Linked DNA regions of Homo sapiens: region 1 is linked to region 2. A link is a loop called in an ENCODE intact Hi-C map of the cell type or tissue named here. Cell type or tissue: CD14-positive monocyte. All regions are shown on one strand. Each heading gives the region's core, and the rest is flanking DNA. Links, peaks and the distances in the headings are about the cores only.

What was found. Peaks named below come from ENCODE experiments on the same cell type or tissue, not always from the same donor. Only the 100,000 strongest peaks of a DNase experiment are listed, where the experiment ranks them.
Region 1: it touches region 2 in a loop (2.3-fold over the local background); 3 of 110 quality-filtered maps call a loop at or near these places.

Annotation. Positions count from the first base shown.
Region 1 is chr1:220,991,356-221,007,018 of GRCh38, reverse strand. No RefSeq gene overlaps it. Among named protein-coding and RNA genes, the nearest start is that of HLX-AS1, 120 kb to the right of the region's middle. In CD14-positive monocyte, for the core only: no CTCF peak of the experiment used is centred there; DNase peaks (open chromatin) are centred at 6,338 and 6,788; H3K4me3 peaks cover 883 bases; H3K27ac peaks cover 1,352 bases.
Region 2 is chr1:221,158,114-221,173,776 of GRCh38, reverse strand. No RefSeq gene overlaps it. Among named protein-coding and RNA genes, the nearest start is that of LINC02817, 170 kb to the left of the region's middle. RefSeq lists a silencer at 6,592-6,711. In CD14-positive monocyte, for the core only: no CTCF peak of the experiment used is centred there; DNase peaks (open chromatin) are centred at 6,696 and 9,606; H3K4me3 peaks cover 2,563 bases; H3K27ac peaks cover 1,812 bases.

The DNA.
Region 1 (15,663 bases), core at 3,918-8,917, 170 kb after region 2:
ACCAAATAGTATCAAAAGTATCAAGGTCATTAAAGACAAGGAAAAACCAAGAGGCTATCACAGATTGGAAGAGACTAAGGGCACATGACAACTCAATGTAGCATAGTAGACTGGACTGGACCCTGGAGTAGAAATAGAACATTATTGGAGAAACTTAATAAAGTGCATAGTTTAGCAAATAGTACTATATCAGTGTTAATCTTTTAGTTTTAATAAATGTACGAAGGTTATGAAAGATGTTAACATCGGGAGAAGCTTGATGAAGGGCATACAAACACCCACAATATTATATTTAACTCTTATGTTTTTTTCAAAATAAAACACACTTCTTGATGTCTAATATAATATGATTAACCTCCATTGTGGTTGCTAATTTTCTCTCTTAAGATCAAGGTTATAAGAGATTTCCCACAGCACCACTATGGAAATGATGTGGAACAAAAAAGAGAACAGAAGGGAAATGCCTTGGAGAAAGAGGAGATAGAAAACCAAAGAAATGTTAAATAATGTGGAAAACAAAAGAAAAAAATGGAAGGAGTGGTACCACCTCCCACCTTGAATCCCAACAGGCCACTGGGACCCCAGTCTGGCATTTCAATAGTCACTTGCCATCATTCACACTCCTCTCTCATCACCATATTAGTTAGGGCACAAGCTAAACTCTGTAATATAAGCCCTCACAAATAGAAGAGAACTTCAAAAAGCTCATGGAAAAATGGAATTTAAAGATAAAAATAAAAAATAAAATCAATTCCTCAACATAAGCTCCATCAAGTTCAATACACTTTTGTAAGTGATACCAGCCATACAGTCTATCCCTAAAGAACTGAGAGGATCAGGCACAATGGCTCATGCCTGTAATCCCACAATTTGGAAGGCGAAGATGGGAAGACAGCTTGAGGCCAAGAGTTCAAGAACAGCCTGGGCAACACAGTGAGACCCCATCTCTGCAAAAATAAAAAAAGAATTCGCCAGCCATGGTGGTACAAGCCTGTAGTCCCAGCTACTTGGGAGGCTGAGGCAGGAGGATCACTTGAGCCCAGGAGTTCAAGGCTGTACTTCAGCCTGAGCAACAGAGTGAGGCCCTGTCTCAAACAAACAAACAAAACGCTGAGGGTCCTAGGAATTTAACCATGTCATTGCATCTTTTGCATGTTGTTAACTGAGGAAAAATAGGTGCCCTTTAAAGATTTTTGAAGATTAGGAACAAAAAGAAGTCAGAAGGAGCCAAATCAGAACTGTGAGGTGGATACCTAATGATTTGCCACTGAAACTCTTATAGAATTGCCCTTTTTGATGAGAGTAATGAGCAGGAGCATTGTCATCATGGACAATTGGTTTCTAGCGAAGCTTTCCCAGAAGTTTTTCTGCTAAAGTGGTAGCTAACTTTCTCAAAACACTCTCATAACAAGCAGATATTATGTTCTTTGGCCCTCCAGAAAGTCAACAAACAAAATTCCTTGACATCCCAAAAAACCTTTGCCATGACTTTACTCTCAACTGGTCCACTTCTGCTGTGACTGGACCACTTTCACCTCTTGGTAACCATTGCTTTGATTGTGCTTTGTCTTCAGGACCATACTGATAAAGCTGCGTTTCATCTTCTGTTACAATTCCTCAAAGAAACGCTTCAGGATCTTGATCCCACTTGTTTAAAATTTCTGTCAAATCTCTTCTCTGGTCTGCAGTTGATCTGGGCACAAGAGTTTTGATAGCCATTGAGTGGAAAGTTTGCTCAACTTTAATTTTTTAGTCAGAATTGTGTAATCTGAACCAATTGAGATGTCTATGGTGTTGGCTATTGTTTCTGCTGTTAATCCTCAGTCCTCTTCAATTAGGGCACGAATAAGATTAAATTTTTCCTCACAAACTGATGTGGATGGTCTGCCACTGTGGGTTTTATCTTCAACATCATCTCATCCCTTCTTAAAATGAGTTGTCCATTTATAAAATCCCGGTTTCTTTGGGGACTCTTTCCCCATAAATTTTTTGTAAAACACCAATGGTTTTGCCATTTGTCCACCCAAGCTTCATCATAAATTTGTTGTTTGTTCTTGCTTCGATTTTAGCAGAATTTATGTTGCCCTGATTGGGGCTCTTTTCAAACAGATGTCTTATCTTTTGTGCCTCAAACTAGATCGGGTTCAGACAAACAAGTTAGTACAAGTTTATTTTGGTGCAAAAAAAGATGAAACTCATGTGTAATTTTTCATACTATGCATTTTCCATGAACTTTTTGAAGACCCCTCATTCAAAGATTAAATAAGATTATAGTTTATTTTTCTCTTATTTCACAATTCAGAAGTAGATACTCCAGATCTTATAGGATGATTCTGCCATTCTCTATGTAGTTTCTGTCGCTGGGGACAAGCCCTGGGAAAAGAAGAAGAGGCAGGGCAGCTAAGACTCCTTCCTTGGTTTGCTTTTATTCTGTTCACATCCCATTGGCCAGAAATAAGGTACATGGCCTGATTAATGTTGCAAGGGAGGCTGGGAATATAGTCTCTAATAACTGGGCAAAAGTAGACCTGTTGAGAGTAAAAGTCATAGAAACTCTAATAACCAGCTAATGCTCATCAGTTCTCCTGTTAAAGAAGAGAAGAATCTGGTTCTGGTAGAAAAAGAGCAGTCTGTGCCACTAGTTCTAACGCAGAATCCTTTCAACAAATTGGACCATGCACTGCTGCAGAATTTTCTATTTAAGGTGACGACAAAAGTACAGGCAGTCTTCAATTTGACAGAATAAAATTAAATTTTATAGAAGACAATATGTGATATCATGGGGCATGGGATAAGGGGAACACTATGACATTAGTCAAATTTATCTAAAGAGAACATTAGAACAACCAAAGGTAGAATCTTAGTGAGGCAGATTTTTTGGGAAAATGGCCACAATTCTTCATGCCTTTCCATACCTTTACCTCTGTGCAATGGGACTTTGCCTTTCTTCCCACCAAGAGAGTCTCTTTCTCTACCCTTTGAACCTGGACTGCCATTGTGACTTGCTTTGTTTCCATACAATGCAGAAGTGACTTTGTACAAGGTCCAAGCCTAGGCCCGAAGAAGGGGGCCTCGTCATGAGGGGAATTTTCTGTCTGTTTAAGGGAATGACAAAAGTCCTGAGGGGTGGGAAGAGAATCAGAGACAGAAAGAGGGGGAAAAGTTGCAAAAGAGGGCACCCTAAAGGGAGGGTCCTGCCAGGGTCAAGGCTGGGGGTTAGAAAAGCACAAGGAAGAATAGATGATCAAGTGGGAAAAGTCTCTAATTATTTTGTAAGAAACACACCTACTTCTCAGCGGGATCACGTGCTCATCCTCTGTTCTAAATCAGAAATCAGAAAATACAGGCCTGGACGAAATTCCCCTTGGAATTTTTGGGGGGCAAGTCACAAGGGCATTGCTCATTCCTCTTCTTTCCCTTAGAATGCTCTCACTGTGTGAATAAGGTCAGGCTAGCCTCCTGGAGGTTAGACACCATATGGGGTCAAGACAAGCCGTGCCAGCTAAAACTATCCTAAACCAGCCAGGCTCCAGCTGATTTGGTAGCAGGCCACAGATAGAGGAGGAGCCCAGCTGAGATCAGCTGATGTACTGACTATTAGCTAAATAAGTGGCCATCATTTAAAGCCACTAAGTTTAGGGGTTGCTTGTTATGCAGCAATAGCCACCTGGTAAAACTGGTGGAGCTCAATTCCTCTGTTTTTTGTTTGTTTGTTTGTTTGTTTTGAGTCAGGGTCTTATTCTGTTGCCTAGGCTGGAGTATAGTGGTGTGATCCCGGCTCACTGCAAGCTTCACCTCCCCAGGCTCAGGTGATCCTCCTACCTCAGCCTCCCACGTAGCTGGAACCACAGGTGTGCACCACCATGCCCAGCTAATGTTTGTATTTTTTGCAGATACGGGGTTTTATTATATTGCCCAGGCTTGTCTCCAACTCCTGGACTTAAGAGATCCTCCTGCGTTGGCCTCCAAAAGTGCTGGGATTACAGGTGTAAGCCACTGCACCTGGCCTGGAGCTCAATTTTTAAGGGATGAGCTGATGAAAATGAACTAGAAGAACCGCAAAAGAAAGGCAGAGAGCTGCAAGAGAACCAGCAAGCAATGCGAATCACAGAGACCAGAGAAGTTTCAAGATGAAGGAAGTGGCCCTCAAGCAAGATGAAGCCTAAGAGAGTGGTAGCTTTTTACAACAGGAATACTAATTTGAAACACCACATAGGTAATGAACACACAAATAGAAACTATTATGTACTTCCCATTAATAGTGGAAAATTCAGTTTCTTCTTTTGGTTAAACACATACCGCCTACACCACTGCATACCTTTCAGACAGGAAAATTGAATTTATAACACATTCAGAACATGAGTGACTTCCTTTAATCTTAATGTTCTCCTAAAAGTCTTATCTCCAAACACTGATAATACATTGAGGGTTAAGGTTTTCACCTATCAATTTTAGGTGGACACATTTCAGTTCATAGAGATGATGATGATGATGATGAAGATAGATAGATAGATAGATAGATAGATAGATAGATAGATAGATAGATAATAAATGGATGGATAGATAAATGTATAGGTAGGTAGATAGATAGATAGATATAAATGGATGGATAGATAAATAAATGGTAGGTAGGTAGGTAGATAATAGATAGGTAGATGGGTAGATAGGTAGGTAGATAGATAGAAGATAAGTGGATGGATAGATAAATGTATAGGTAGGCAGATACATAGATAGATAGATAGATAGATAGATAGATAGATAGATAGATAGAAGATAAATGGATGGATAGATAAATGTATAGGTAGGCAGATAGATAGATAGATAGATAGATAGATAGATAGATAGATATAAATGGATGGATAGATAAATGGATAGGTAGGTAGGTAGATAGATAATAGATAGGTAGATGGCTAGATAGGTAGATAGATAGATAGATAGATAGAAGATAAGTGGATGGATAGATAAATGTATAGGTAGGCAGATAGATAGATATAAATGGATGGATAGATAGATAAATGGATAGGTAGGTAGGTAGATAGATAATAGGTAGATAGGCAGATAGATATAGATAGATAGATAGATAGATACATACATACATACATACATACCCAAAACTCACATGACCCTAGGGCCTTCTGATTGTGCATAAGTCCAAGAAGCTGTTGGTCCCACCTGTGACCAAGTTGCAGGCTGACTTAATTAGCCCATTGTCTCCATAACTTCCAAGACTCCTTCCTTCTGTTCATTAGTTTTGTGGCCCTGTTGCCCTGACCCACTCCCCTTCTCTTTTCCTTATTTACTTCCTTTCTCCTCTGTTCCCCTAAATTATTATCTTCATATTTCTGAGCCCCACACAGTCCTCTCCTCCTTTCTTGGCCCACAATTTATTCCTCAGCTTTTGTGTAAAAGATATTTGGAGAACCAGATCTTTCCTGCTCCACATCACTAAGGAGTGGCCTGAGCTTGCAATAGTCCCAAAGCCTAACCATCACCCTCCAGGCCTCCAGAGGTGAAGTGACAGAGTCAGGGAAGCTGGGCTGCTACTTGGATGAGTGAACTTCTCTCCGGCCGCAGTCTATCCAGGCATAATGTGTATATTTGTGTATGTGTATGTGTGTGTATGTGTGTGCATGTGTGTGTATGTGTGTGTCTGTGTGTGCATGTGTGTGTCTGTGTGTGCATGTGTGTGCCTGTGTGTGCCTGTGGTGAGGAAGATCACGGCCTTTGGAGTCAACTCTGGACTTCACTTACAGCCTTACCACTTAGTAGCCGTGTGGTCTGGGACTTAACCTCTCAATGCTTTGTTCCATTCTGTACAATCACATTAATAATAATCTTTACTTTGAATGATTGATATGAGCATTAAAGGGTGTTAAATTTGCTAGAGCATCAGTTTTATGTCAGAGTCACAGATACTGCAAAGAAACCATCTAACAGTGCCCAGCACATAGTGGGGGCCTCAATAAATGCTGGTTATTATTGTGATCCCTGTCTGTTAATCCCCATAGCCTTGCCCCACTGGCCTGGCTAGACTCTTTGTCACCTTCTGTTGGCTCTTCCTATGCCTGGTACCTGCCAGTTTACCACCTTAAATCTACCTATTGGATTTAATTTCCTCAAATCATCTCCCTCCCAGTCCAGCGGGCAAAGATTGGTTCATGCCCTGGCCTCTTCTGGTCAGACCTATCCTGCTAGAGTTAATCAGGCCAGGTCTGCCTGTGTCTTAACGAAACCATTTGTTCCTCAAAATGACTCTCTCAATAAATGGAGTAAAAACACAATGATGATTGGGAGAAAAGGGGAAATGCGTAAGAGGACATGGCACGGTGACAAGCACATTCAAGGCCATAAATATGTGGCAATTGCTTTTCTCATCTAGTTCTCTTATTTTGAAACTTTCCTGGAAGGGACCTGGTATTATTAGCCATTATGATGAGGCAGATGCTGTTTATTTGCCCAGTCACATAAGGATCATGTAGGACTGACAACCAGTGAGGAAATTATGTCATTCTTCGGGACAGGGGAAGGAAGAGGGAGGAAGGGGCTTTGAATGAGGACAGATGGGGCAGGGTTGGGGTGTACTTCCAACACCTATAAGAGATTTATTGTGCTTTTAACAGTCTACACTTACACTTAATTGAAGACTACTTAACCAATTATTTCATGAGCTGTCTGGTAACACTTAAATCCTACCTTTCTAATCCCTGACTGGCTACATAGCCACAAAATCAGATTACATCGTGATTAGGAAAAAATTTACACATGCATAAGCCATGTCACAACAGATCACTGTTCTTGCCAAATATTTCCTACATAGCTTGTAAACCTCTTAGGTATTTGCTACTGCACAGGTTGCTGACAGGATACAAAGAAAATACAAGTTCTTGGCCTCTGTATATTGGGCTTCCCTACACAGGGTGAGTCCCCGCCCAGCCTCTGTACCAGGCCCCATGCTGGCTGACCACACCTCTGCTCATCACACTTGGGGCTGCAGCCATGCCTGTGCTGATCTGGGACTTGGCACTCAAATCTGGAGAGTCTCAATCCTGGGATCAACCTGCAAATGTCAACCCACAATGTGAGTCTCTTCTTTATGCATCCTCTTAAGGATTTAGTGAGCCTCAGGAGCATGTTGAGGCCAAGGCTTCAAACCTGATGCCATCTGTACTTTCTCTGGGGAGGTGGTCTCTCTCTGCCTCATCTCTGAGAGATAATCCACGGCCCCCAACCCTTGTTAAATTTCCCTGCACAATTTCAGGTGACCATCCTTGCCAGATCCTGATTGGGCCTGGAGAATTGGCTAGTCTCATTTTGTTTCTGTATCTTAGTCAACTTGGGCTACCATAACAAAAGGCCATAGGCTGGGTCTCTTAAAAAACAGAAATTTACTTCTCACAGTTCTACAAGCTGTCTAAGATCAAGATACCAGCAGGGTTGGCATCTGATGAGGGCACTGCAGCTGCCTTCTCACCATGTCCTCCCATGGCCTTACCTCAGTGTGTGCATTCCAAGAAAGAGAGAGCTCTCTCCCTCTCTCTTCCTCTTGTTGTATGGCAGATCTATCTGATCAGGACTCCAATCCTACCTGATTAGGACTCTACCTTTATGACCTCATTTAATCTTATTTCTCTCCCATAAGCCCTACCTCCAAATGCAGTCACTTTGCAGGGTTAGAATTTCAATATATTAATTTTTGAGGACACACTTCAGTCCATAGAAAGACTATATATATAGATAGATCGATAATAGATAGATAGATAGATAGATAGATAGATAGATAGATAGATAGATAGATAGATAGATGAGAGATCTGCATTCATATCACATTTAGGCTTAAAAATGTTTACTGTCGGCTGGGCATGGTGGCTCATGCCTGTAATCCCAGCACTTTGGGAGGCCAAGGCAGGCAAATCACAAAGTCAAGAGATCGAGACCATCCTGGCCAATATGGTAAAACCCCGTCTCTACTAAAAATACAAAAATTAGCTGGGTGTGGTGGCGCGTGCCTGTAGTCCCAGCTACTCGGGAGGCTGAGGCAGGAGAATCGCTTGAACCCTGGAGGCAGAGGTTGCAGTGAGCCGAGATTGCACCACTGCACTCCAGCCTGGTGACAGAGCTAGACTCCATCTCAAAACAAAACGAAAAAAAAAATGTTTACTGTCTTCTCTCCTTGCCTTCGGGATAGAGCCCACACTGCTTAGCCTGGCACCCATGGCCCTCTGCCATGGCTCCTACACCAGATCCCTGTGTTAAGCCCATGTAGTCTCCATTCTCCCATCAGGAACATCCTTCTCAGCTAGAACCAAGGTGATAATGGTTCCCTTCCCACCACTGGGGCCCTTCCAGTGGTTCTGTTTACAATCCGGAAACTATTTCCTCCCTGGTTACTGACCATAGATGACTTCACACATTCATTTATTATTTATTCACTCATTCAATGTGTAGGCACCACTAAAGCCTGATCTGGGCCCTGTTTTATGAGCTGGCCACTGTCATATGCTCACATTCAGGGATGTGGATTTTGCTCTTTAAACCGTAACAGTACAGCCACATCACAATACAATAGCCACTGCCTCTGTCTAGTAATAAAGGCAGTGACACAGCAAAAGAGGACTGTTTAGATACCTCATAGCCCCCAAAGATGAGCTCTCCAGGCATGGCGCGTGTGTCTATCCCCTCTCAGCCAGCCTAAAAAGTTCACTCTCATAATGTATGGCCCCTTCCTTTCCATGCTGTGCAAGAACGTCTTCTTGCCCACCAGCCTCACAAACTAAACCCTAATCGATGTGAGAAGATGAGCTGGGAGATCCCATTCCTTGGAGCTCCTAGTCACTTTGTCACAACCTCGGGAGGCAAAACTGATTATTGTGGAAGGTGGGACAAGGTTACCAACCTGCCAGACACATCAAAACCTGGATGGTTTGAAAACACAGACCCTTGCTAAACAGGAAAGTCATAACAACCTCCACAAGGGAACTCTCCAGAGGCAGGCTGGGAGGGGAGGAGCACCTGCTGCAGCCTGCGGTTGGTGCATGAGAAATTCCTGAGCACTTAATTTCATTTCTGTTTCATGATATACTGCAACGCTTATTGGGAAATTAGGTGAAGCTAAACTATGGTTTACTTTTAGCTGACAAGCACTAAGATCTGAAAGGTAAAACATTTTGGCTCTGAATTCTGGGGAAACAAATTACACCTTACCCTACATTTTCAGGGCCTGTATGCTTGGTTTGGTGGGGGGTGGGGGGCGGGGGGCGGGGGTACTTGTGAAGGAAAGCAGCCAGTAGAAAGAAAAGACAGAGATGCCAGTGAGAAAAGAAACTTTGCCAAACTCCAAATACACATTGGATCAGGCCAGAACCCACCCGACCCCTGCTGTCACCACCACCACCACCACCATCAAGATAAAGAGTGGATCTGTCCTTCCCATGTCTTCCACACTTTTGCTTGCCTCCTTGTGGTTTCAAGGGGGCCCTTGATTCTAATTTTCCCTTAGATTTCACATATAACAATGTTGGACAGGGGATCTCTAATGATTGATGCGGGCAGTTGCTAGTGCTTTAAACCTTTTCACATATTTAATCCCATCTCATACTCACCATAGTCCTGTGAGCTAGGTATTAACCCTCTCCCACCCCCAATTTTCCAGGTGAAAAAACTTAGGCTCAAATATCCATTGACTTGCCAAGTGTTTTCCACTAGCAGGTAACAGTTAAGAGAGTTTCAAACTCAGGACTTCGCCATGGAGAATTCTGGCTGAGCAGCTATGCCAGTCTCACCAAGTGTGGTGATCCTGTAGGCCTTCTTTCTTTTGTTTTTGTTTTTGTTTCTCAAGACACATACACATACATACACAGACACACAGAGTATGTCTCCATTTATACAACATGTGGAAAAGGCAAAAGTATACAGACAGAAAATAAGCTTGTGATTGTCAAAGGCTGGGGTGGGGAGAGGGATGAACTAAAATGTAATAGAAGAAAATGTAGGGAAGTGAGGGAACTGTTCTCTGTCTTCATTGTGGTGTTGACTGCATGATTAGACGTAATCGTCAAAACTTTTAGAATTCTTACGATAGTTTACTGAGAATGATGGTTTCCAATTTCATCCATGTCCCTACAAAGGACATGAACTCATCATTTTTTATGGCTGCATAGTATTCCATGGTGTATATGTGCCACATTTTCTTAATCCAGTCTATCATTGTTGGACATTTGGGTTGGTTCCAAGTCTTTGCTATTGTGAATAATGCCGCAATAAACATACGTGTGCATGTGTCTTTATAGCAGCATGATTTATAGTCCTTTGGGTATATACCCAGTAATGGGATGGCTGGGTCAAATGGTATTTCTAGTTCTAGATCCCTGAGGAATCGCCACACTGACTTCCACAATGGTTGAACTAGTTGACAGTCCCACCAACAGTGTAAAAGTGTTCCTATTTCTCCACATCCTCTCCAGCACCTGTTGTTTCCTGACTTTTTAATGATTGCCATTCTAACTGGTGTGAGATGATATCTCATAGTGGTTTTGATTTGCATTTCTCTGATGGCCAGTGATGATGAGCATTTTTTCATGTGTTTTTTGGCTGCATAAATGTCTTCTTTTGAGAAGTGTCTGTTCATGTCCTTCGCCCACTTTTTGATGGGGTTGTTTGTTTTTTTCTTGTAAATTTGTTTGAGTTCATTGTAGATTCTGGATATTAGCCCTTTGTCAGATGAGTAGGTTGCGAAAATTTTCTCCCATGTTGTAGGTTGCCTGTTCACTCTGATGGTAGTTTCTTTTGCTGTGCAGAAGCTCTTTAGTTTAATTAGATCCCATTTGTCAATTTTGGCTTTTGTTGCCATTGCTTTTGGTGTTTTGGACATGAAGTCCTTGCCCACGCCTATGTCCTGAATGGTAATGCCTAGGTTTTCTTCTAGGGTTTTTATGGTTTTAGGTCTAACGTTTAAATCTTTAATCCATCTTGAATTGATTTTTGTATAAGGTGTAAGGAAGGGATCCAGTTTCAGCTTTCTACATATGGCTAGCCAGTTTTCCCAGCACCATTTATTAAATAGGGAATCCTTTCCCCATTGCTTGTTTTTCTCAGGTTTGTCAAAGATCAGATAGTTGTAGATATGCGGCATTATTTCTGAGGGCTCTGTTCTGTTCCATTGATCTATATCTCTGTTTTGGTACCAGTACCATGCTGTTTTGGTTACTGTAGCCTTGTAGTATAGTTTGAAGTCAGGTAGTGTGATGCCTCCAGCTTTGTTCTTTTGGCTTAGGATTGACTTGGTGATGCGGGCTCTTTTTTGGTTCCATATGAACTTTAAAGTAGACTATCTTTAAAGTAAACTATCACAAGAACAAAAAACCAAACAACGCATATTCTCACGCATAGGTGGGAATTGAACAATGAGATCACATGGACACAGGAAGGGGAATATCACACTCTGGGGACTGTGGTGGGGTCGGGGGATGGGGGAGGGATAGCATTGGGAGATATACCTAATGCTAGATGACACGTTAGTGGGTGCAGCGCACCAGCATGGCACATGTATACATATGTAACTAACCTGCACAATGTGCACATGTACCCTAAAACTTAAAGTATAATAAAAAAAAAAATTAAAAAAAAAGAAAAAATATGAAAAGGAGAATTAATAGAGATTTCTCAAATAAAAAAAAAAAAAAAAACTTTTAGAATTCCACACTAAAAAGAGTGAATATTACTGTATATAAATTATACCTCAATAGGTATGACCTTAAAATATCACAGTCATGTTCACACAAAAACCTGCACACAGGTGTGTATAGCAGCTTTATTCATAATCAACAAAACTTGGAAGCAACTAAGATGTCCTTTAGTAGGTGAAGCAATAGCATACTATTCAGTGCTAAACAAAAGAGCTAGCAAGCCATGAAAAGACATAGAAGAAACTTAAATCCACATTGCTAAGTGAAATAAGTTAATCTGAAAAGGCTGCATACTGGTTCAAAGGCAAAACTATGGAGACAAAAGAAAATAGCCAGGGGTTGGGGGGATTATTTCTGAGGCTCCTATTTAAACTATACTCTTACTATACTTGTTCCTAGCCAAATAATCTCATTCTCTCTTTCTCCACCTGCCTTCTCCCCACCACATCCACAGGCCCACACACATTTTCCAGTTGGCCCTTTGCAATGGGGAAGCACCCAGGACTTAAGTGTGCATTGCGGGTGGTAAAGACGGGGGACCTAGAAAAATGAAGAAGCAAATCTTTACCGTTCAAAGGGAACCTCTTCCAATTTTGTGTCCTGGAGTTAATTCTCATCTTCCTTGTACTTTTTGTTTTAAGTTGAAATAGCTATGTATACCATACACCCACTTCCAGCAAATGAAAAACAAACCACTGAAGAAAAACTTCTGAGGTTATTTCCCAGCTGAACAAAATCAAAAATAGATGAGAAACATTGCAGAGATTTAGCTCACCTGACATTTTCAGTTTTATCAAAATTGTTCATCAGGGCGTCCTCACAACTTCTGACCCAAGTTTTACCAGCTTTCCTAAAGTTCCTCACTGAAGTCACTATTTTCTTCCACATCTTCTCCTTCCTAACTTATGTATCACTTGCTCACTAATAACATTAAAATTTATAGTTTTCTATCTGTTTAAGGGTCTAATTTCATATATGAGATGATAAGGCTGTTTTCCAGTAGTCTGTTAACAAATCATATCAGACCAAAGACAAGCAGACATCTAAGTATATTATTAACCTGGCTATTTTTTAAAAGCATATTTGCAGTTACTATTCTCTTTCAAGTAGCAACACTGCCCTTCCTGGTTTTTGTGATTTTGAGAAAGCTTCTCAGCCTCTCTCTAAACCCCAGTTAAAGAAACATAAGGCTGAGCATCATGGCTCATGCCTGTAGTCTCAGCTCTTTGAGAGGCTGAGGCAGGTGGATCACTTGAGGCCAGGAGTTCGACACCAGCCTGGCCAACATGGTGAAACCCCATCTCTACTAAAAATACAAAAATTAGCTGGGCATGATGGCATGTGCCTGTAATCCCAGCTGCTCGAGAGGCTAAGGCAGGAGACTCACTTGAACCCAAGAGGCAGAGATTACAGTGAGCCTAGCTCAAGCTACTGCACTCCAAAAAAAAGTTTTAATTAGCTGGGTGTGGTGGCACATGCCTGTGGTCCCCAGTTGCTCAGGAGCCTGCGGTGCCACTTGCACTCCAGCCTGGGGTGCAACAGAGTGAGACCTTGTCAAGGAAGGGGAAAGGAAGAAGAGGAGGGGAGGGGAGGGGAGGGAAGGGAAGAAGAGGAGGGGAGGGGAGGGGAGGGAAGGGAAGGGAAGGGAAGGGAGAAGGAAGGAAATAATGAAGATCTAACAATGTTTTTGAAAGAGAAAGGTGAAATAACATATGTGAAAGTGTTTTCAAAAACAGTAAAACTATAAAATGTAAAAAACTTATTATTTTATGGCTGTCTCTATTTTCTTGCCAGTAAAATGATATTAAATAGTACTCACCTTATAGAATTATTGTAAAGGCTAAATGAAATAAAACAGCAAAGGTGCTTAGCTTCATACTTACATAAGTGCCCAAAAATGTCAGCAAGCAACAGAAGCAGCATTTCCAAATCCCATGTGGTAAGTAAGGCACCTCTGGTCATCCCCATTTTATAGCTCAGAAAACCGAGGCTGTGGGAGGTCAAGGAGACTCAGACTAAACTTCAGCCTTTTATGACTCACTAGAGCATGTTTACATCCCTATGGCAGGCTGGTAGCAGAAACTCAGGGGTTGGTGGGTAGTGTTCGCAGGTTTTCCTATTTTTGAAAGGGTAAGTGGGAAGCAGCAAGCTCTGGTTCCTCAGGACACGTAGCTAAGGATCCACATGAGACACCACTTGCCCTCTCAGGGTTGCCTCATCAGCACCTGCAGCTCGATCACGTATTCATGCAAAATGCAAAATTAAAGAAATGAGGAGAACAGGATGGAGGGAGACAATCTTTGCTTTTACTTTAAATCTTCATTTGTAAACAGCTAAAGAAACAAAGGCAAAAAACAGTGATGAGTTTATCTACAAACACTAAAGCTCTAGACCTTTAGTAAAGAAAAACAAGGTAAGTCAAACTTCTGAAACCTTCAAATGATCTCGTAGTTTAGGTTTACCAAGGAGCTGGTCCCGGCATGTGGATGGTGGAAGAGGGGCAGAAAAAGCCAAAAGACTCCAACCAGTTCTCTGCACGTGATCTGACAGCAGGTTTGAGAGCTGCTTCTGGTAGGAAGAACAAAAGGCTCCCCAGGAAAGCCTCTTCCCAACCAGCTTTAGTTTGTCCAAAAAGAAGAAGGGAAAAAATAACTCAAGTCTTCAGCCAAGAACACCAGTAGGGGAATTAAAGAGCTGGGCACACAATAATTTTCAGTAACGTCAGAGGAGATTTAAATAGCAAACATCAGCAGAAAAGAATGGGGAAACCTCCAGTGCACTGACTTCATTGATACCCCATTTATCAGCAATTACTGACTCCATTAAAGGCCGAGTTTACAGCAGAAAGAGAAGCAGAGCCTAAAATATGTCCCAGCAGATGGACGGAGAGTGTCGGTGATGCCGTATTTCAAAGGCATCTGCAACGTTGTTATCATTGAACGTGGAGTCAGAGAGGCAGCAGACAAACAGCGCCCCGAGAGCCAGCAAATGATTTACTTGACCCTGGATGGGTAAAACTGACAGCAAAAACCTCATTAATTCCTCAGGTCATTCTGGAAGACATTAATTTGGTTTGGACTCACGACGAGGGGAGATTTTCCAGACATACACCAGGAATTATGAAATCTCCATGGCCGGAGAAAGTATGTCCAAATCACTTTTTGCATAAATCATGCTGACTTTCTGAAGAAGGATAATATGCTTAATCAAGGGAGTTATGGAACTTCTTGTGCTTATTAGACAGAAAATATAACAGTATTTTATTTGGTTATCAGTTCTGGGAGAGAGATTTTTTTCCCCCCTCTTTAAGCTAAAGTCTTTTCCTGCCAGCGTGGAAGAGATCCTTTGCAAGAGCTGGAAGAACCTAGATGTGCAAATAATTTGTTCATGCAAAAATAGCTTTTCTTTTTTTTTTCCTCTATTTTCAAATGGACATCGACATTGTGTGTGCCTCTCTTCTGAGTCCCAGCAAAGGGGTCAGCCTTCTCACCTTATCTAGAACTTTCTCAATACTGAACACACCCCTATAAATATATGACTATAAATGATAGTGACTGGTGGTTTTACTTTGTATATTTTGATGGCTTGCGCCAAAACTAAGAAGTCTGGTATTGAGACAGTTTGGGTTGAATTACTAAGTGTATAATCCTAACCAGAACAACCTCTCTATTCTCTCTCCAAGTCTGTGCGAGTCTGTGCACAAGCACACATAAGGAGAACCAAAGTCCTCTGATCCTCAAAAATTACACAGGTCACTTCTAATCCTGTGTAATTTAATGACTCTTAATGACTTTTAAGCTCTACAGTTTTCCCGGAAAACCCTGCTTCTTTGTCTCAACGTTAACTTGGGAAGAAAAAGGCGTGAAATATTTTTGAGAAAAAAAAACTTGTTGATTAAATCCAGGACAAAGCAGTCAGTTGGCTTATTTACATCAGTGAATCACTTCATTTTAGGGACACTGACAGAAAGATTAAGTGATTC
Region 2 (15,663 bases), core at 4,809-9,808:
TTCCAAAAAATCATTTAAAATAATTCCAGCGGTAATTAAAATCACTCATTCTTTTCCTAATTTTACTTACAATTTTTTATAATGATTTTACATTGAAAGTACTACAACAATAGCTTTATTTATCATGTTGACAGAAGTTTATTTAAAAGTGAAAGAATTGACAAAATAAAAGGGATTTGGACATATCAGGAACCCCAAAGTCATTGCTTCCTAGTGCAACCTACAGGATGCAAGCATGTATGTACCACAAAACACACATATAGCACACACACCCACATACACTGCCACCACACACACATACACACACATCACACACAGAAAACACACATAAGCACCACAGTGCATACATGTGCAACACATAAATGCACACATGGGCACACACATTAAATACCACCACCACACATAATACCATGTACCCTCCCCCCCCCCACACACACACACAGTATGATTCTTTAAGCCTGGTCCTAGAAACATTAATGCAAGTTCTCGAGCTGTCTGTATTCTTTCAGTCACAGAAATTTCTGGGATCAGGAGATCACAATATTGGGGGACCATGAAAACATCACTTTTCACAGCCTCAGTCTTTGGCTCAAAGTGTTCAGTTTGAGAATATTTTTCAATACATTGGAGCAAATTTCTCATAAGCCTGCAGGAATTGAGCCCAGCTGTCCAGATCCCTATTTTCCATTGTGTGTGGGTATTTAGGGGAACTTATTTACAAGTGGCTGTCAGCAGTAAGTTTAAAACTCAGAAAAGAAGGAAGTCCTGATTTATGACCCAAAGCACTGAGTTCCATTTCAGAAATGTAAATGGTACAAGCATACCCATACCGCACACACCACATACCACTCAGGTACATGCTCATACAAACACAATCATATACCTCTCCTACATACACCCAGATACACACACACACACACACTCCACACACACACCTGCCATGTACATGCATACCATGCCACATACATACATACTATATACACATACACACACACACATTCAGGAAACATGTCCTAACATGAATGTTCAGAAAGATTCTAGAGTAGAAACAGTTAATACTCAAAAGAAGATGAACTGTTCAATGATAGGAATGCTGAATTTGAATAGGAATGTCTTTGTTATTAGGAGTGAGATTTGTAAAAAGGCTGCCTAATAAGATTGTCTCATCTATGCCTGAATCTTCCTCTGTCTATAAGTGCTAAAATAACATCCTATGTGGTAAAAAGATAAAATAGTGATTATTTATATTTCTACTTACTATATGCTAAAAGCAACTAAATGGAACTCAGTTTATTCTTGTTTGTTTGGAGGTTTATGTTGTGTGAGAAGGGGTCATGAACAATTATTTCCACTGACTTTCTGAGATAACTATGTCATAGACAGCATAAACAAGATATATTCTGTTACCTGATTCTTTGAGGTATATTCATTGACCATGTTGAAAATTGTATTGCTGATCAGAATCAGAGAAGAAGCTCCAGGAATAAGAAGTGATGTGATTTCTACTCTTTTCCAGGTTTTTGTTACATTGAAAGAACTTGAAGCCCTAAGTCTCTTCTTTGTCATTTTTTATGGTTTTTTATTTCCTATAGATATTTTTGAACTTTTTGTTTATTATTTTGAACTTGATGATATTACTTGTTTTATAATCTATGCCTAATAATCCCAAATATGATATCTGGGCTGACCTATTTCTGCTGTTGTCTGTTGTTTTTGCTAGTTATCACTCATGTCACCTTGTTTGCTTTGGTGTCTAGTTATCTTTGAACACGTGCTGATCATTGTCCCTGAAAAATAACCTGCAACCTAGGATGAGTAATTCTTTGCACCACAGAGCATTTGTATTTGCTTTCTGCCAGGCATCTAGTATACTACTATGCATGCACTATCTCAAACCAAGGCTTGAGATCTACGCTCACCCAGATTATATATGTCCAGGCTACAAATCTGTACCAGTCTGTAGCTATCTCAGAGATAGGGATTTCTGTTTTAAATTTTTCCCTCACATCCTTCTCTTCTACTGCTGTGCTCAGCATGGATAAACTTTCTTCTACACACCTTAAAATTAAGGGGAAAAGAGTGAGTTTAGTCCTCGTTCAGCCCTAAGTCTGTAGCTCTTTGAGTGCCAACTTAATTAGGGAGAATATCCCATAAAGCTCTCCAACTTCAACATGACTTGGGTCTTGACTTTTGTCCCTCTTACTCCACTGAGCCACTAACCCAAATCTAAATGTGTTGCATGGACAAATAGCATAAGGGCATAAGAAGCCTGTATATGCCAATATTCTAGCTACCTGTCTGGATACAGACTTTCACCCATAAATTGACCTGGAATTTCCTCATCATTCTTTCAGCAATTCAAAGTTAATTTTTAAATGAAATTTTTAACCAGCAATTTTTATTGCTTTTAACAAGAAAGTAGATCTGAATATCCTAGACCACAATCACCAGAAAGTTTCTAAAAGGGCATTTTCAATTTTGAAGTTACATGGGATTCATTACTACTTAAATGAATCTAAACTGCATGTCTCCTGCTATATTATTAATCTTATCAAATAGCTTTTTGGTGTACTGCACGTAAGTTCACATGAGTAGTGTACCTATTCCCTTGACTATACTAATTACAAATGATTTATGGATAAGTGGATTGGGAAAACCCAAAAAATAAATTCCAAAAAAGTTCTTGCATTTGCTACATTTTACACACTGTGTCTTCCATGATGCAATATTCAGGTCTATTGACAGATACCCTCCATATCATTTTCCAATAAGAGATATTTTTGAAGGCACAATGTGGATAGTTTGCAAAATGGCCTGTTTCTGAGTAACTTTTCTCCTCAAGGCTTTTCCCAGATTTATCTTCAGTTACATTTTTTTTATATAACCACATGGTCCACTTTGATTGGGTTGGCTGGTAATGCATTGAAATGACAGACACTATAATTTTCCTTACAAAGAAAAATCTATGCAGTTGGATGGTTTCTTTAAAAATGAACTAATTTTGATTATTTGCTAACTTTCCCAGTTCTTATGTCAGAAACAATAGTCCTTGAATAAAGAAAATGTCAAAGAGTAAAAACAAGCCAGCGCATTTAAATTGTAGAATTATTTTTAAAAAATAAGATTGGACTGGACTGCAATTTTATAACTGAACACATTTTAATTCTATCTTGCATGGGGTCACTGCACACATGATTTGAGTTCTCCTTAGAGCTTTCCCATCTCTTCCTAGGAGGCTGAAGAATTTATGGAGACAAAATAGGCAAGGACATTTCTTAGAGAATATGCAATGCAGTTCATCCAGAATGACATCTTAGAGGTTATTTTGTCCTCCCTGGTCTCATATAAGTCATACTGATGCAGTAAAATATTTGTAAAATGCATAACCAAAGTGTTGTGTTATAAAAAAAAAAATTAAGTACTTCCAGCCAGAGTCCTAATGAGACCAGTTTCAGCTTCATATCCACCATGACTAATGAAAATGCTCCTCTTGAGAAAGTATGAGATTTTAATTTTATTAGTCCTGATGCTAAAATAGTACCCTCATGTACTCATCCTTACTTTCAGTTACCTCTGTGATTATTATTTGGTAGCCCAGGATGGAGCATTTGAAAATACAGTGTTTTTCATACAGTAAACCACTCAGTTCTTTAGTCTATCTCAGTTGTAGTTTCTAACTAGGGCAGTCACAAAAAGATAGATTCCATCAATATTTCATATTAAAGAACAAGGAACTGGATTTTTTTTTTATTTACCTTCTACTGTGGAGCATTCCCAGAAAACCATGCTTTTACAGAGCGCATTAGGATCATAAATGTGTTAATGCATAAAACATCCCATTATTCTTGCTATCTCCTCCAGAGAAGGAAACAGTGATAGAGAGAGATTAATGGATGAACCAAAAGCCATCCAGGAAATTAGTAGCAGGCAGGTCTGGGATTAAACTTCTGAATTCCTGCCACCCACTGTTAAGTGGAAGTCAATAGTCCACGCAGCCTCCCCAGATTCCATTTATAGTGTTGTGGAAATGGGGGAGGGGAGGGCACTGCTAGGTAGCCTGACAGCTAGGTATGCAAATTATCAGCTAAGACACAATTGTGAAAACAATCATGGAGCCTGTTTACATTCCAAATCACTTAGAGGTTTCCTGCTGTGTCAAAGATGTCATCCCAACAAAGGAATCTGAAGCTGAAACTTGGAGAAATGCTGCGGCTATTTAAACTGCAAATCCTCCAACTACATTTCCATATCCATACAGAATGATTCTATGAATACCCTGAGAGTCATGTTAAAGTCATAAACAGAATGTAGCACAGGGAAATGGGGGCCCAGGATTACCTCAATGGCTTCTCCATTGACTTTTTTATATGATGGCGACTGATAACTCACAATGGGCTCATAGCAGTCTTTAGGTACATGGGCCAGTTCTGCTATGCAGGGAGTTATTTATGAAATAGAGAAGAGTGAAGAGACATGGAAGAGGTTAGTAGGTCTGCCTCTTTCCAGAGGAATTACCTTGAGCAAGTTACTTACCTTTTCATAACCTTGTTTTTACCATCTGTGTCTGGAATCCAAATAATTTCAGCCTTATATAATACGTTGGGTTATTGTGAAGATAAAATGAGATAGCAGGCCAGGTGCTGTGGCTCAGGCCTGTAATCCTAATACTTTGGGAGGCTGAAGTGGGATAATCCCTTGAAGCCAGGAGTTTGAGACCAGCCTAGGCAACATAGAGAGACCCTGTCTTTATAAAAAAAAAAAAAAAAAAAATTAGCCAAGGATAGTGGCACATGCCTGTAGTCCCAGCTACTTGCGAGGCTCAGGTGGGAGGATAGCTGAGCCCAGGAGTTCAAGACTGCAGTGAGATATAATGGCACCACTGCACTCCAGCCTGGGTGACACAGCAGACACTGTCTCTACAATAAATAAGTAAATAAGCAAACAAACGATTTAATTTAATTTCAATAAAGAGCAGAAGATATATTTATTTATGAAACTGAAAGCCCTAAGTCCATTAAAAATATACATAGTTGGGTATAAGAGCATGTAGAATAATTCTTCAACATTACAACCTCTTAAAGCAGATGTGCATTTGTATATCTGTTATGAACTGAATTTTTTTTAGTTTTTGGTTTCCTGCTTTTAGAGCAGCAGTATCCTTGGTGGCAGGAACACAGGCTGTGGAGCCAGAGAGACATGAGTTCAAATCCCAGTTCTGCTACTTACTTGCTATGTGCCCTGAGACTTGATTTCCTTACTTGTAAAATAGGAATGCTCATACCTAACCTAAATGGTGCTCTAAGAAAAAGTAACAGTGTATATCCAGATTTGGATCATGGTACATCATTGACACTTAAAATATGTCAACTACAATTATTATCAAAAGGAGTTATATAGAAATGCATTCACCCTGCACATACTAGCATGTCAGTGTAAGTGGTGCCTTAGATCATCATCCAGCTCAGAGTTCTGTATTCTCTTCAAGATTCTGGTTTTGATGGTCGGGTTCACTAGCCACTGGCCCCCCACGCTAGACGCACGAATGGAAATCGCCTGCAGTGGGAAATGGGAGGATTACCCTGGGGTACATCTGAGTGGATGCAGGCGAGGGGACATAGTGAGTACACCCAAACCTGAACGCTTTGAGGAATGAGCTTATGACAATACAGTAATTGCAGAACTTCCAATCTGAAGCTGTTTCTCATTAATTCATCAAGTGTATCTTAAACTCCTTTCATATACTGTGCCAGATACAGAGAAGGGTTTTTAAAAGAAGTGGCATACGTTTTTAAAGTATAAGGCATGCCATTTGCTCTCTAAAAACTCGTAATGTAGTTGGTTCAACGAGACTACCGCTCATGAAACAGCTCAGTTAGAGCCTCCTGCTAACCTTGTGAGACCAGGCAAACCATTGGACTGCTCCTTCTCTGCAGGTCAAATGAAGAGCTCAGAAAGTCATAGTTATGCTGCACTGCAGTGCACGTTAATGTTCCTCCTAGTCACTAGCTCCCTGAGGGCGTCAGCAGAATCCACATGTTCTACCACCCCACCACCTACTGGAAACATAGAATCATACGCAAGATTTCCACTTTAGGTTAATGACTAGTCAAATTAAGAGATGCTGAGAAGAGCAAATGTCATTCCAAATTGAGTTAAAGCACACAGACATGCACATACACACACACACACACACACACACACACACACACACACTTCCAGCTGCTTCTTTTAATGTGACCCAGCACACATTGGAACACTGGGGCTCAGTCCCTGTAAGCAAGAACTTTCTTTCCACTCACATAAACCAGGCACATCCCACAATTTCAATGAACCAAACGCTTGGCCTTCAAAAGACGTGACTCTCCTACATTTTCATCACATTTTAGTTATTTTCCATATCGATAGTTGAAACTGTCCTACAACTTCAGGGCTATAGCTATTTTTTTCCACCTGTCTGCTAAAATGCTCTCAATTTTCCTCCCTAGCTCTTCTTTGCATTGAATTGCGTACCTTTATCGAATGCAAAAAAAAAAAGTAAAGTTTGAAGAGACCAGAGCATTTGGGGAAGTATGATTATTTGCTAAGCCTTACATTTTAAAGTGATTAGCCAAGGTTTGAGAAATTTCTCAGAGTGACTGTCATATGGAACCAAATAAAAAACCACAGAGATATTTGTAGTTTAAATGTTCTTTAAGTAACTGCATTATTACCACAGCACCTCCGAGGCTTCCCCTTTTTGCAGATTGCACATTGTCACCACTTCCTAAATAGCTGGCCTTATTAAAACACTACAGGCTTTGGTAAAAATATCTCTTGCTTTGGATAATTTAATAACTGTGGAGGGGGAAGATCTGGTTTTGTTTCTACAAAATCCTATCTTTGGGTTTACCACCCAAAAGAAAGAAATCAATTTAAAACATGTGTTTGGAGAGTGTACTATTTGCTTAATACCATGCTTGACAGAGAGGGAGATGGAGAAAAGCTTACAAATGAGATGGCAGAGATCAGCAGCACTCTCAAAATGATATAATGAGAGTTTCAGCAATGGGGTTACTCAAAGGGTCAGAAGAAGGAGAAACTCCTAGATGCTAGTCTCCTCACCAAGCCTTTGTTCACTGTTGTTGCTTTTAGTTATCGGCTGTACCCTCAACTGTTCTAATGAAACCAAGTCATCACAATCTATAGTGGGAAAATACTTTCCATCAGCTCAGTTGCATTCTTATCCTGTCATCTTGATATTTATTGGTTTCCCACCAAGAAATCAAAGGTGGTCAGAATGCCCAGTTACGTCCCTGCTGTATCTTGATTTAGCAGCAATGGCTGTTGAAGGCCGGAGACCCAATGATGTAGGAAGAAAGGCTGATCCTTTCCCTGCCAGCTCTGTGCCCAAGTTAATGATTCCATCATGTGGGTTTGTTTCCTGGGAGAAAATATTCCTTTTGGAAGGGGAGGGAGGATGAGTGCAGTCTGACTTCATGGCAGAGCATTTTGCAGTATGCTTTTTTTTCCCTTACTGCTAATTCCTGACCTCAGCAGATAAATAGAAATGAGACTCAGGCAAGTTAAAAATAATTTTAAGCTCTTCTCCCAGAGGCAAATGCTATATAACAGGAGACCCAAACAGAACACTTCGGCCCGAGTCCTAGCCATGATCTGGGTTCCACAATATGCTAGTTAAAATTCTTATCATCGCTTGATGACAATCAGTCCCTGGGAATTCTGGAATGGTTGCAAATCCGCCATTTCCTGCAATTCATCAAAACCTGGCCTCTAAATGGTTATGACTTTCTTCAGAAATATCATCATACATCACAGTCATGGGAGTCCCCTGTGTTCCTCTTCCCTACTATGACTGGGTCACCTTTCAGAATGCTTATTTTTACCAGAGGAAAATGTAGGATGGAGTGACCTCTGATGAGACGTGTCTAATCTAAGAAGGATGGTTGTTCATAATCTAAATTGCAGATAAATTAAATGAGCTTATCTCCCAGAAGGGCTAGAGCAAGATAAAACAAAACAAAACAACCCCCCTCCCCAAATGTAGTGTGTATTCAAACATTCTGTGGTTTAAGACAGCAAAAAACAAGAATGCCTAGATTGGATGAAAGCAGGAAAAAGATTAAGGTCAAGTAGAACATTCTCAGAGTGATGTGGAGAAAAGAACACTGGACTCAGAGGAAATCTGAATATCAGAGTTCTTGTTCCAAGTTGCTGAGTAACTTCTCTCTGGTCTGTTTCCTCAGCTCCATAGCATTCCAGTACTAACATTCTGTGCTTCGAATCAATCAATCACTGTAAAATCTGCCCAGAAGACTCCATCATCTCTTTCCTCCAAGGCAAGAGAAGGAAATAGGACAAAAGCAGATGCTACACTGAACAGATGACTTCTTCCCATCAGCACAGCCATTGCTCACACCCTGACTGCCATCCTGCCATCTTGTTCAGGGACCTACATGGGCTTCATTGAAAACTCAAAAACAATTCAAATTCTTATTTGTCCAAAAAAGCCCAGAGCCTTCTCCATCTAGTCCCAAGCTGAGAACAATCTACGGCCCTTTCATCCTTTTATCCTTTTATTTCACACTTCTTGGACACCTGCCATATTTCCTTCCTTCATTTTGGTATGAAGTCAGAGGTCAAATTCAAGACCTGTTAGAAAAGCATTCCAGATCTCACAAATGATGATCAGTGCATTTAGCCCACATCAGGGAATCCATCGCTTTTACTCCATTAATTCTCATTTCTGCCCACTGGGCACAGAACCTTACAGGAAGCACTAGAAGCTTGGATTGTGCCACAAGGACGTTACCATCTAGTTGGAGAGACCAAAGCACAGGAAATAAGGACCTCCTTACAAGTGAAACATGAATCCAAAATGCCAGCTGGGAAGAGCAAAAAGCAATTAGGAAGTAAGAGAATTGTAGTTCTGTTTGTTTCTACTCCCACAGCCATTTAAAGTCATTGGACTTATGGAATTGGAAGTGGCCTCAGAGACCATCTAGCTACCTCTTTTATTTTAAGTAAGAGTTCTTTAATAATTGGTTCTTATTTGTATGTTTTATGCAAATTTATAATGTTTTAAAATGATTCAAGTTTAGAATAAGACTTCTAATTAACACCTGGAAGTCAAGTTGAATGATTATTTAATACACTTAACCATAATGTAATTAACCATAAACATACAAATGAATGTTTAAGTTTCAGAATGGAAATACAACCAGAAACACAATAAATATATATGGAAACTATTGTTTTCTGCTAACTATAGAGAATATTAGGCTACAAAAAGAAATGATACTCCTTATGAAAATCAGCACAATATGAAAATTAGGTATCTTCAGCTGCTTCTCCTTTACATTCTAATTATGCCTTTTAAATTTGCCTTATTTCCCATTTCTTTAGTTATCCTTCATTTCTTACTTACACAAATGACACATCTTCTGATTAATCATTTTATAGCAGCATTCAAAATTCCAGTGTCATGGAGAGGAACTTTTAATTTTACTCTATTATTTATGGAATATAGCTTTTCCCTGCTTGACCTTTTTGTGTTCACAAGTAATGCTACCCAAACCATGAGTCACATATCAAATCCACTATGCCTGGCCCCTCAGGATCTCCTTCACTCTGAGTGGAAAATCCCTGGCCATACACAAGACTTTTGCTGTTGTAATTTACTGGCTGATAAATTAGAAAGGCAAAGCTCTGACTTGTTTAGTCCTGGGTTAGGGAAAGAGAAGTTGCGCTTGATTAAACAGATTGTTTAAAAAAAAAAAAAAAAGAAAGAAAGAAAGAAAAAGGAATGTTATCTAATCTATATTGCAGTGGGTCCTTAAACCCAGCTGAAGGATTCATCCACCACAAGGCATGTTTCGGGAAATCACATCACATGCCAAAACAACACTCAAGTTGAGATTTGGGTGGCAGTCATTTTAATAAGGCAAGTTATGAAAGAATAAAACTCTATAGGGATGTCTTCATCCATTTACAGACTTTAACTGAATGCCACAATGGGACACACTGTTGGGGATACAGAGGTGAATAAAATACTCCTTGACCTCAGGGACCTCACAGTCTAGGGCATTCTTTATTGGAAGGTAGGCATATACTTAAACTTATCCTATCAGAAATTGGTTCTTAATTTTTGCTCCCACAAATAAGAGAGAACATGCAAAGTTTGTCTTTCTGTGCAAAGTGAGGTCTCCTTGGTTCTTGGTTGAATGGAAACTAAGATTCTGTAAATTAATTGAGGCCAGTTAGTCAAGAACAAAAGCTACTGATGAACAAAACTTTATCACTTTCCTTTTCTCTTCATGACCCCAGGTGAAACTTAAAAACAAAAATCATTTCTTTTCCTATCTATACAAAATGCATTTCTATTTCACTCACGATTGGGTAAAATCTTCTTTGCAAAGATAAACCATGTATGTCAAAGCCTGAATTTTTAAATTTCCTTCTCTTTTGCTGAGCCCTGTAAGGGTGGTGGCTGGGTATTGGTCTTGTAGCAGCTTTTCAGTTTCTTTATTTGGTCCATAAGCATATAAATGGCTCCTCCCATATATTCACCAAGCATCTCTACCAACTGCTTGAGGGTAATGTCCTGGGGAAAGCCCTGTATTTGGAACCGAGAGGCTAAGATTCCAGTCCCAGCCCTGCTGCTGACTAGCTTTGTGACCTTTTAACCAACCACTTTACACAGTTACTTTACTCATAGACTAATGAGTTACATTAGGCAATCCTTTTACTCCCTTTCCATCTTATGAGTCCAATAGTTGTACATTTGAAAGCCAATTATATCTTTAGGACAAAGTATAAATATTCCACTCTCCACGGTAGTATATTAAGTGTTGACAAATAGGAAAGGGAATTTTAATCTCCATTCATATTGGAAATAGACATGTAATTAGATTTACTACTCTTGTCTAACTTTTCAGAACCACCCTCCATTTTTATAAATACTCTTACTGACCAGAGAGTCCTGAGTTGTTTCTCTCTCACTTTTCACTCCGTAACCCCTCCTGCTGCCCAATTTCTATTGACTCTTACAATATTCCAGGGATAAGCTCCAAAGCCACTGTCCCCAGGAAGCCTTCCTCAATTGCCTCAGCCAGAAAAAAGAAATCTCCTTCCTTTGCATTTTTCACCGATTGTGCAAGGTAGCACAACTTATGTCATTTAACTCTTTCTATTGTGTTGTATAATGGGGATGGATATTTTCCAATGTTCCTGGGATTCCTGGCAGGAAAACCCTGAGAAACCATGAAATCCTATTCCCTGGGCTGTTGCTGATGTTCTACTTAGACACCAATAAAATGTGCAGTGACTTTCTCTGATTGGTGGTACTACCACTCAAAGCTATCATATTTCAGAGCCGTTAACAAGCTCACCTTCTGCATTTTGTTTGAGTCTTAGTCACTTAGAGGGCTATGCTCAGATGTGACTTGGGCCCCAAAGATGAACCAAATGCCCAGCAGACATTGTGGTGTAAGAGTTAGAATTCTGATTTGATGTCTCAGAAAGGCTACTTTTCAGCCCCATTTTTTCTTTTTTTCATTTCTAAGTTATTGTTTTCTTTTTTCCTCCCTTCTCTCTTTCCTTCCTTTCTTGTTTCCTTCATTTCTTTCTTTCTTTTTTTTTTCTTTTACACAAAGTAAACACAATCATGGTTCTACTGCTTTATTCTGAATCCTGCTCCATGCGAACAGGAAGTCAAATCCTGTAAGTAGCTGTGGGTTGGGTTCCAACTGGTTTTACCAAATAGTTTAAAGATTTGCCAAGGCTGGCAGCTTGTCTTCCAAATCTTCATCATAGAATTTGCTACACAACAGCAAAAGTGACAAGTAAGCACAGGGCTGAGCAGCCAGGAACACTTGGACTTTCTGCATTTTCAATTATTTAGGCCAAAATGAATCACTTGTTTTCTTTTCTTTTTTCTTTTGGAAACAGTTTTACTTCCCATTTCCTCACTGGACACATAATTTTGATTTATCAGCCCGACAGTCCTGAGTAAAAGGAAGTTTTAAACAAAGCTGATGCCATTGCCCTGAGTTGTTTTTTTTCTTTTCCCAGCAATATCTTCAGAAAACACTTTGGCCTTCTTAAAAATGCAAATCAGCTTGTGCCTAGCAAGCCTCATGAGCAAACCTCATGACTCCCCAAGGCTTCTGAGTCCTCATTCAAGGACTTTGTCTTATAAATTCCACTGGAACCTTCTTCAACAGCAGTCCACTTTCAACTGGGATAAATCTGTCTTCCAATATTATGTCTTGTAAATCTCACTCTGCAGGGGTATTTCCAATCCAGCTACTGCATGCTTTCTTTATTGACTAGGAATGGATAAATCAGTTTTCCATTTCTCTTCATTATCCATTGCTGATATTTTGATGTGGGAGCTGTTTAGAAGTTTCTGATCATAGTACATTATTATAAAAACATCTCTTGACCTGAAAATTTTTAAGACACAGACAGTGTAATTTACATCTCTTTTTGCTACATTCTCAAAATGAATCTCTCTATGTTGGAATGGAAGGATGACTATTAAATGGGAAGTTTGCCTTGTTGGCCTAAAAACATCACACGCATTTTCCCATACTCCAATGTTGCAATAGATTTAGATTGTCAATAACAATTATTGGGTGCTTATTATGTTTGCATGTTTCAACTCAATTAATGCTCACAATAATCTTTTGTGGTAAGTATCATAATTGTCTTCATTTTACAGATGAGGAAACTTAGGCATAGAAAGTTAAATAACTTGGCCGGGCGCGGTGGCTCATGCCTGTAATCCCAGCACTTTGGGAGGCCGAGGTGGGTGGATCACGAGGTCAGGAGTTCAAGACCACCCTGACCAACATGGTGAAACCCTATCTCTACTAAAAAAAATACAAAAATTAGCCAGGCGTGGTGGTGCATCCCTGTAATCCCAGCTACTCAGGAGTCTGAGGCAGGAGAATTGCTTGAACCCAGGAGGCGGAGATTGCAGTGAGCCGAGATCACGCCACTGCACTCCAGCCTGGGTGACAGAGCGAGACTTTGCCTCAAAATAAAATAAAATAAAACAAAATAAAATAAAATCAAAAAGTTAAATAACTTGCTAAAGGTTCAATGGTCTGTAAGTGGCAGAGGCTGAATATAAACCTGGGAAGCCTATCTCCAGCATCTCTGCTTTTAACCATTATGCTAAGCTATCTCTCTAGATTTAAGTGTTCAACTGGGCAATCTCAATTCTATGTTTTTAAACATTATTTTTGCAATTATATAATGCTTTTAACTTTCTAGACCGTTATCTCATTTTTGCCTTAACAGTTAGGTAGCGATATTCTATGTACATATTATATTCTATTACATATATATTCTATTCTATTACATATTATATTACATATAATATATATATTACATGTATATTCTATTACATATATATTCTATTACATAGAATATAATATCTCCATTTTATAGATAAGGAAACTGAGGCTGGGAGAAGTTTAGTGACTTGTTCAAAGGCTAAATGGAAAAGTTGGTTTCTGAGCCCCAGTCTTCCAACTCCCAATATGGTGCCTATAATTGGGCCTCAATATCCTCATCTATGTGCAAAGTAGCTAAGAAACCCTCCAGTTCCCAAAGAATTGGTCTCTGTACTACTCTTATTTATTGAACACCTTCTCCAGACTGTAAACCCTATAATAACAAGGGCAGGACCTAACTCGTTACCTCCTGTGACCCCCTTCACCTAGCACAGAGTAGGTGTTCAGTAAGCATTTGTTGCAAATATAAATGTGCCAGGTACAGTGCTAAGTACTGGGGTGCAAAGATGAATACTGGTTAGCCCTTATATTGCAAGTGAGGCACTCAAGAGGCCCCTTGCAGTTATGTAGGTTCTGCAAGCCCCACAGTCATTATGTGGACAATGGCTCCCACTGTGTTGAAGTCACCAAGAGATAATTGACCATGACGTGAGTTATGTGTCCCAAGTTGAATGGCGTCAGGGTCAATTACTTTATTTTAAAGACCACAGCAAAGAGGCCCATTTGCAATGTGGTGCTCACATCATTAAAACAACATTTAGAAATTTCATTTTAATCTAAATGATGGGTTTCCAGTGCTGTGTAGCTATCAAAGCATAATAACCTGTGTGCTAAACACACCTCCCCAGCTCTCAACACAATTTGGAGAACCCCAAGGAATATAGATGTGATTGATAGAAACACCATGTCTGATCTGTTTAACCCAGTCTCCAGCCTGACAAACTTAAAGCAAGTTTTGTTTTGTTGTTTTTTTTCCAACACCTCCAAGAGATGAAAGAGTGATTTTTACAGTGCCAGCATTCAGGTTTGAAGCTTAGCTTATTTAGGAGTGCTAGATAAAATACAGGAGACCCAGTTAAATTGGAATCTCATATAAAAAACAAATTATTTTTCAAGTAATTATATACCATGCAATATTTGGGGTACATTTGTACTTTTAAAAAGTGTTTGTTGCTTATCTGAAGTTCAAAGTTATCTGAGTATCTTGTATTTTTATTTGTTAGGTATGGAAATCTTAAGATTATTACAAAAATTAATAGAAGCAAATTAAAATCTTCTTTATGTGATTGACCTTGCCTATATGGAATTGAGTAAGATATGGAAGTCAAAGAAGAATAGAAGATGAGGTCTTCCATTAGGTCTATCTTTTAAGTCTGTCTTTTCAAGGACACAGACATATTGCCCCAGAGGATGTCCCTGTCATTCTTGGATGCACCATAGTGTAAGGTCATTTATGGTATTTAAGCATAGTAGTTAAGAGGTGGGCCCTGGAAACATACTGCTGGGATAGAAATTCAGCGTCCATCAGTTACTAGCTGTGTGACCTTAAGCATGTTACTTTCATTTTGCCTCAGTTTCCTGATGTGTAAAATGGAGATATAAAAAGTACCTACCTCACAGGATTTTGTGAGGATTAAAAGAGTTACTATAGTGGCATTAATAAGCATTCAAGTAAATGTTTATTTTGCTCCCACCAATATCATCATCATCTTCATCATCACCATCATTCTCACTCCCACAGACAAATTGTTTTTTAACTAACTCTTCAACTGGCTTCAACGTTTCCTTTAGATGTCTCTATGTTTCCTCATTTTAATCATCTAATTGGTAAGGAATTGCTGATTATTCAACTGGTGGCTAGTTACAGAAGTTTGATCTGAAAGTCCTCACAGAAGTAGGTGATTATGTTGGGTCTACATGGTGCTAAAATAACCATGTGAAAAATGAAAAGTGCACTGAGAAATTCAGTAGAGATAACTGTTTGGAACACCTTCAATCTCCCAAAAGATGTTTTGGTTAAGATTTAGTCTTTAGTGAAATAGGTTTCTGAAGCCAGACACAGCTCACAAGTAACTCAAGCATCTGTACATTACTAAGAATGGCTAATATATGGCTGGCGTATTTGTTCATGCCTTTAAATTCACACCTTCTGTTCAAATAAGCAGAGTCCAGTAGTAATTCTCACCGGAAGGCTGCAAAAGTGTGGGAAGGGATATCACTTTAAGGGGCTCCATTTATGATATAAGAAGCCATTGTGGCATGTTGTTAATTTTATGCACATGGTGGACTGTTGAAAAGCAAGGAGCACTTGTGGGGAGCCGGAAAAAGATCTCCCGAGATCGCTCTACTAGGTGATTGAGTG